2 separate regions of the Homo sapiens genome follow, and region 2 is linked to region 1. A link is a contact called in ENCODE Hi-C or POLR2A ChIA-PET data. All regions are on one chromosome and are shown on one strand. Each heading gives the region's core, a stretch centred on a gene start or an enhancer-like site at or near the end of the contact. The rest is flanking DNA. Distances are from core to core; before and after follow the strand shown.

Evidence for each region. A loop is a pair of places that touch in the nucleus more often than their neighbours do. ChIA-PET counts read pairs that join two places held with the same protein, here RNA polymerase II (POLR2A). Pooled maps may share reads with other maps.
Region 2: a loop to region 1 is called in a map of CD8-positive, alpha-beta T cell, with 6 times the contacts of the local background. The contact joins the promoter of CALR here to the promoter of WDR83OS in region 1. A Hi-C loop is called at or near these places in 1 of 168 maps with a recorded cell type or tissue (CD8-positive, alpha-beta T cell) and 6 of 50 pooled maps. POLR2A ChIA-PET finds 5 or more read pairs at or near these places in 6 of 52 experiments (AG04450, BJ, CD8-positive, alpha-beta memory T cell and 3 more).

The regions. Positions count from the first base shown.
Region 1 is chr19:12,668,053-12,670,902 of GRCh38, reverse strand. WDR83OS (WD repeat domain 83 opposite strand) reads left to right here and starts at 1,488. Exons shown (of 4, transcript NM_016145.4): 1 at 1,488-1,549; 2 at 1,670-1,775; 3 at 2,286-2,383; 4 at 2,478-2,830. The coding sequence starts at 1,500. The coding sequence ends at 2,544. WDR83 (WD repeat domain 83) reads right to left here. Exons shown (of 11, transcript NM_001099737.3): 2 at 2,276-2,395; 3 at 1,010-1,148; 4 at 806-926; 5 at 618-723; 6 at 292-340; 7 at 82-208. The coding sequence starts at 1,112. RefSeq lists enhancers at 1-540, 700-789, 930-1,019.
Region 2 is chr19:12,937,019-12,939,973 of GRCh38, reverse strand. It overlaps CALR (calreticulin), which reads right to left and starts at 1,365. Exons shown (of 9, transcript NM_004343.4): 1 at 1,204-1,365; 2 at 739-840; 3 at 343-546. The coding sequence starts at 1,294. RefSeq lists enhancers at 1-81, 974-1,023, 318-1,067, 1,694-1,743, 1,814-1,923 and a cis regulatory region at 1,125-1,763.

The DNA of each region.
Region 1 (2,850 bases), core at 239-2,738:
GAGTAGGTTTTAATCTGAGCATGGGGGCAGCTATGATTCCCCGTAGCACCTGGGGTGAGACCAGGTCCTGGCTCCACTCACCCTGCCAGGATCTCGTGGTCTGACACCTTCACACTGGACACGCCATCTCTGGCCTCATCCAGCGTCTGCACTGGCTCAGGCCTCCGTGAGCGGCAATCCCAACAGCGGATACTGGAATCAATAGAGCCTGTGAGGCCAGCATGATGGTGAGGTCAGGTTTGGAGGGGGAGGGCAGCACCCTGGGCCCCCGTGCTTAGGCCCCAGACTCACCGGACAGGATAACTGTGGCCTCTTCATTAAACTGCACCGTGTTCACCTTCTGAGAAAGTTATTGCCACTCAGAGGAGGCTGGACTTTGGAGGACTGGGATAAAGGCAGGGTTCCCAGTGTCGGTTAAAGCAAGGGCGAAGGGGAGGTGAAAGGTTTTGGGGGAACAGCAAGGACAGGGGTTGGTGACTGCCTAGCCTGGCATGCGGAGTGGGGGATCGTCATCTGGGGAAGGGATCCTTACGGTGTAATGGGGGTGGCCGTGTCACCACCTATGCGCTAATACGGGTCCCCTCCACTCAAATGAGGGTCTCCAGGCTTTCACTCACCCCTGCGTGGCCCCGGAATTTGCGCACGACCTGCCCTGATGCCACATCCCACAGAACCACCGCCTTGTCCCCGCCGCCGGAGCAGAGACTACTGTTGTCAAAGGAGCTGGAGTAAAGGAGGAGGAGGATCAGCATCGACCTCGGATCCCAGCCTCAGCGCTCCCATCCCAGCCTGGTCCCCGGCTCACCCGGCCGCATCCAGCACCTCGTAGCCGTGGCCGCTGTACGTCCGCAGCAGCGTCCCCCGAAGCGGGTTCCACAGCTTCAGCGTCTTGTCACTGCCGCACGTCAGGCAGTAATTGCCATCCACTGGGGAACACCAGGCGGGGGTTACTGGGCCGTCGATCTCAGGAGGCGGGAGGAGGACCCGGAATGAAGACGAAGGCGCTCACCATTAAATCGTACGGCTCGCACTGCCCCCTGCCCGCAGTCCAGCGTCTTCAACCGTTTCTGCGGCAGCTCTGGAGGCCGCGGCTTTGGCTCAGGGAAAGCCATGCTCCCAGGACTCCTTCCTTGCAGCCTTAAATCGGTCTGTACGGAAAATTCCGCGCCTTAGAAACCCACGCTTGGGTGTAACCTTATTATTGTTCTTCCTGACCTACTTCCTGTTTATCACTTCCGGGTTCATCATTTTGGCATTTCGGTGATCGGGTTGGAACTATTGAAGCCCGCTTTCAGGTTCTTTTCCCCATTTTCCCTTTGAAAGGAAGACTTCTGGCTTCTCCTAAATCTCCGTTCTCTGGGTAAGGGGAGTCCAAGCCTCTGTCATGAGGAACGGAAATGCGAGGGCCTCGGGTGTTACTCTAAAATCCGCCCTCAGCTTGCACGCCGGAAGCTGCGATTCCTGCAGCGGAAGAGGCGTGATCTGGCCTTCGACTCGCTATGTCCACTAACAATATGTCGGACCCACGGAGGCCGAACAAAGTGCTGAGGTGAGGACCCCAGCGTCGTGGGCACGGGTTCGGGTTGTGGGTGTGGATCGGGGCCCTGGGAAGCGCCTGTCTATCCCGGGGGCAGGACCTGAGCGCCCCTGACCCTCGAGCCTGTCGCAGGTACAAGCCCCCGCCGAGCGAATGTAACCCGGCCTTGGACGACCCGACGCCGGACTACATGAACCTGCTGGGCATGATCTTCAGCATGTGCGGCCTCATGCTTAAGGTGGGCGGGGTTGAGCTTCTATGGGTGTAGTTGGACCTGAGAACGAGGCCCGGGGGCGGGTTTGGAATGAAGCGGGGTGTCTTGTCATTGCTGATGGGGCGGGACCTGAGATCGGCCGGGAGTGGGGCTGCGATGACGCTGGGCCGAGAAAGCCCCAGTCTTTGGTGAAGTCAAGGATTCGAGTCAGGTTGGGGATGTGGCAGATTGGTCTGCGAGTGGGGCCAGGCTTTGAAGCAACTTGGAGAGGAGTTGTGGAAAAAGGGCAGGGTCTTAAGCATGTGGGATGTCAGAGTCTCTCTTGGTCCTGAGAGACGCAGGCCAGACAGTAGGACTAGAAACCACGTATCTAGAGTATGCCATGAGCAGGTGGGACTGAGGAATTCCGGGTGGGGCAAGGTCCCAGCTGCATCAGATGGAATCAGTGGGCATGATCTGGTGTCTGGAAAGGTGGCTTCGGGGACTCATTGTTGTGCCTTTCACTAACCTGCCCACCCACTTACCTTTCCCTAGCTGAAGTGGTGTGCTTGGGTCGCTGTCTACTGCTCCTTCATCAGCTTTGCCAACTCTCGGAGCTCGGAGGACACGAAGCAAATGATGAGTAGCTTCATGTGAGACTTGCCCTACAGAACAAGTGACTCTTGAGTAAGGGGTGGGGGGACCCCAGCCTGGCCATCCTAGACTGACACCTCTCTCCTGTCTCAGGCTGTCCATCTCTGCCGTGGTGATGTCCTATCTGCAGAATCCTCAGCCCATGACGCCCCCATGGTGATACCAGCCTAGAAGGGTCACATTTTGGACCCTGTCTATCCACTAGGCCTGGGCTTTGGCTGCTAAACCTGCTGCCTTCAGCTGCCATCCTGGACTTCCCTGAATGAGGCCGTCTCGGTGCCCCCAGCTGGATAGAGGGAACCTGGCCCTTTCCTAGGGAACACCCTAGGCTTACCCCTCCTGCCTCCCTTCCCCTGCCTGCTGCTGGGGGAGATGCTGTCCATGTTTCTAGGGGTATTCATTTGCTTTCTCGTTGAAACCTGTTGTTAATAAAGTTTTTCACTCTGGCTGTCAGCCTCTTCTGTTC
Region 2 (2,955 bases), core at 116-2,615, 270 kb before region 1:
ACCTGGTTCTTCAACTCGGGTCTGTCAAGGCTGAGAAGAGAAACTCAGACCCTGATTCTGTCCTGAATGGGCTGTGGGTGGAGCCTTAAGTTTAAAGGAGAAAAAAAAAAAATCAGTGCTCTAGAACTCAAAATCCTCATTAGTAAGATTGGGAAATAACTATATACAAACACGCAAATTAAATTAACAGCCTAGATCTGCGATCATAATGCAATAAATTGTTGCTGGGACTTATTCTTTTAGCTCCCCTTCCAAAAAAAATCATTATTAAGAAAGTCAATGGGGTCTGGGTCTCCCTCTAACTAATGGGACAGAGATCAGCACCAGGAAGCAGGCCCTCACCAAACATGATGTTGTATTCTGAGTCTCCGTGCATGTCTGTCTGGTCCAAACTATTAGGAAACAGCTTCACATAGCCGCCCCCACAGTCGATGTTCTGCTCATGTTTCACCGTGAACTGCACCACCAGCGTCTGGCCTTTGTTGCTGAAAGGCTCGAAACTGGCCGACAGAGCATAAAAGCGTGCATCCTGGCTTGTCTGCAAACCTGAGACGGGACGGTAGTGAGGTCACCGTTGGGCCTTGACTCGCGAGGACCCTCGACTTAGAGAATAGAGAAGACTCCCCCACTTCCTCCACCTGTCCTCCTCCAAGGGGACTGTCCCGGCTGTGTGTGTACAGACAAGGACTTCTGCCAGGAAGTCCTCCCGGATCTGAGCACCCACTCCTAGGCTCTTACCTTTATCTTTCTCCTCGTCACCGTAGAACTTGCCGGAACTGAGAACGAATTTGCCAAAATCTGACTTGTGTTTGGATTCGATCCAGCGGGAAGTCCACCCGTCTAAGTGGGGGATTAGAGGGGTAGGTCAGAGCGGCTGTGCTAATCCCCCCCCACACCAAACATCTGCCGAGAGCCACAAGCTGCTGGGGACAGGAAAGGAGATCCCCGACACTCCCCATTCCAACCTCTAGTTTGACACGTCGGGTGCCTTCAGAGATCCTCGGGCTAACCCTAACTCCCGCCGCGGGAGGCCGCTACGCCCTCCGCGCTCCCCAGGGACGCAGAAGAGAAATCGCCCGCGGCTCTAGTCCCGGGAGGCCACCGTGTTGGACCTCTAAACGGTAATTACGGGCGACAACGCAGATCCAGGATCGGGGGCCGGCCGCGTCGTCGGGGCGGCCTCGAGGCGGGACCAGGCGTTACCTCCGTCCAGAAACTGCTCCTTGAAGTAGACGGCAGGCTCGGCGACGGCCAGGCCGAGGAGGCCGAGCAGCAGCGGCACGGATAGCAGCATGGCGGGCCGAGGGGGCGGCAACGCGCGGGCCCTTTAAAACGACCCTCCGGCAGCGGCTCTGCAGTACGGACGGACGCCGCCGCCCGCCTTGCACTTTTATACCCACCCGCCTCTCAAACCAACCTGACCCAGCCCTTGGGCCCGCCCCTGCCACTTTGTCATTGGTCTATGCCCATGGCCGTCTTTTTCCATTGGACCTTCGTCGGTTCACTATGTTAGGCTGCGCCTCGGAACGCTGGGTTCCCAGATGGCCGATTTCTATTGGCCTCACCACCGACCAATGATGGTCGACCACGCGTGGGGGGGACGCCCACTGGTGGGGTGGGGGCCGCGAGCACCTCAGGCCAGGTCATGTGACCAGACCTGAACCCAACCCCGCCCTCGTCCGCGCGCGTCGTTGCCCATCTGGGCGTTTAAAGAAACCGCGGGAGCGCAGCTGTCTCCACGCGGGACCGGGACCCTGCCCTCAGCTTCTCTCCCTCCCATTCCCTCTAGGTGGAGGGGCTGGGCAAGGCTTTCTTAGCCAGCTCTTATCTTGCATTTGAGAACCAGCACCCCACTGCTGCTCCCCCACCCCTGCCTGGGATGGGAGAGAGCTCACGGATTGGGGCCCTTGGGGCTTCGCTGCACCCCGGTGCTACAGTCACGCGGGCCGGTGGGAAGAATGCCAGCCCTCTCCTCCTTCTGCCCCTAGAGCCCTGGCAGCCTATCGGACTGCTGCTGTGTGACCGGGGCAAGTCACTTAAGCTCTCTGAAGTGACAGACGTTCCTGAGCAGACAGAGGGGGCGACCCTGGCCAGATGCTACCCAGCAGAAATGCTTTTAACGTTTTTAAAGCTGTCCTGGGACAAGAGGGGAGGAAGGCTTAACGATGTGACTGTGACTTCTGGAGTGGGGATAGGGTTATTACCCAGATTGCAGCCGCCCCTTTACCCTCCTCTCAACCGGTAAATGAAGGGGGTCGCTGTCTGTGGTCTCCCACAAACGGCCTGGCTTTTGCAATTAAACGGCTATAGGCAGGCGAGAGGGCAGGGGGTTCCGTTTGGGGAGGGAAAAAAGACACAGATGGTAGGGACGATAAGATGCTAGGGAGATGGGCAGGACCCACCCCCCGACCCCAGTCTAGAGTCTTCTTCAGAAGCCAGAGGCACGTGACTGGCACCAGTACCCTGCCCCCACGCTGTAGAAAGGAGGAAGGAGAGCTGGGGGTTTTCCAAACTCTGGGCAAATAAGCCCTGGACCTGGGAGCGCGGGAGTGGACTATGGAAGGAGGGAATGAGGGGGATCCAGGAAAGAGGGTGGGGAGGGGGTGCTTCCTGGCTAATGGTTGTGACTCAGAAAAGAGAGGAAGGAAAAAATGAAAAGGAAAATAAAGTGGAGTGGGGGGAATGACTTGGCAAGGGTCTCTGGTTAAAAAAAAAAAAAAGAAATGGTGGCCGGGCGCAGTGGCTCACGCCTGTAAACCCAGCACTTGGGGAGGCCGAGGCGGGCAGATCATTTTAGGTCAGTTCGAGACCAGCCTGGCCAACAAGGTGAAAACCCATCTCCACTAAAAATAAAAATAAATAAATAAATAAAAATTAGCCAGGCGTGGTGGCGGGTGCCTCTAATCCCAGTACTCGGGAGGCTGAGGTGGGAGAATCGCTTGAACCTGGGAGCCA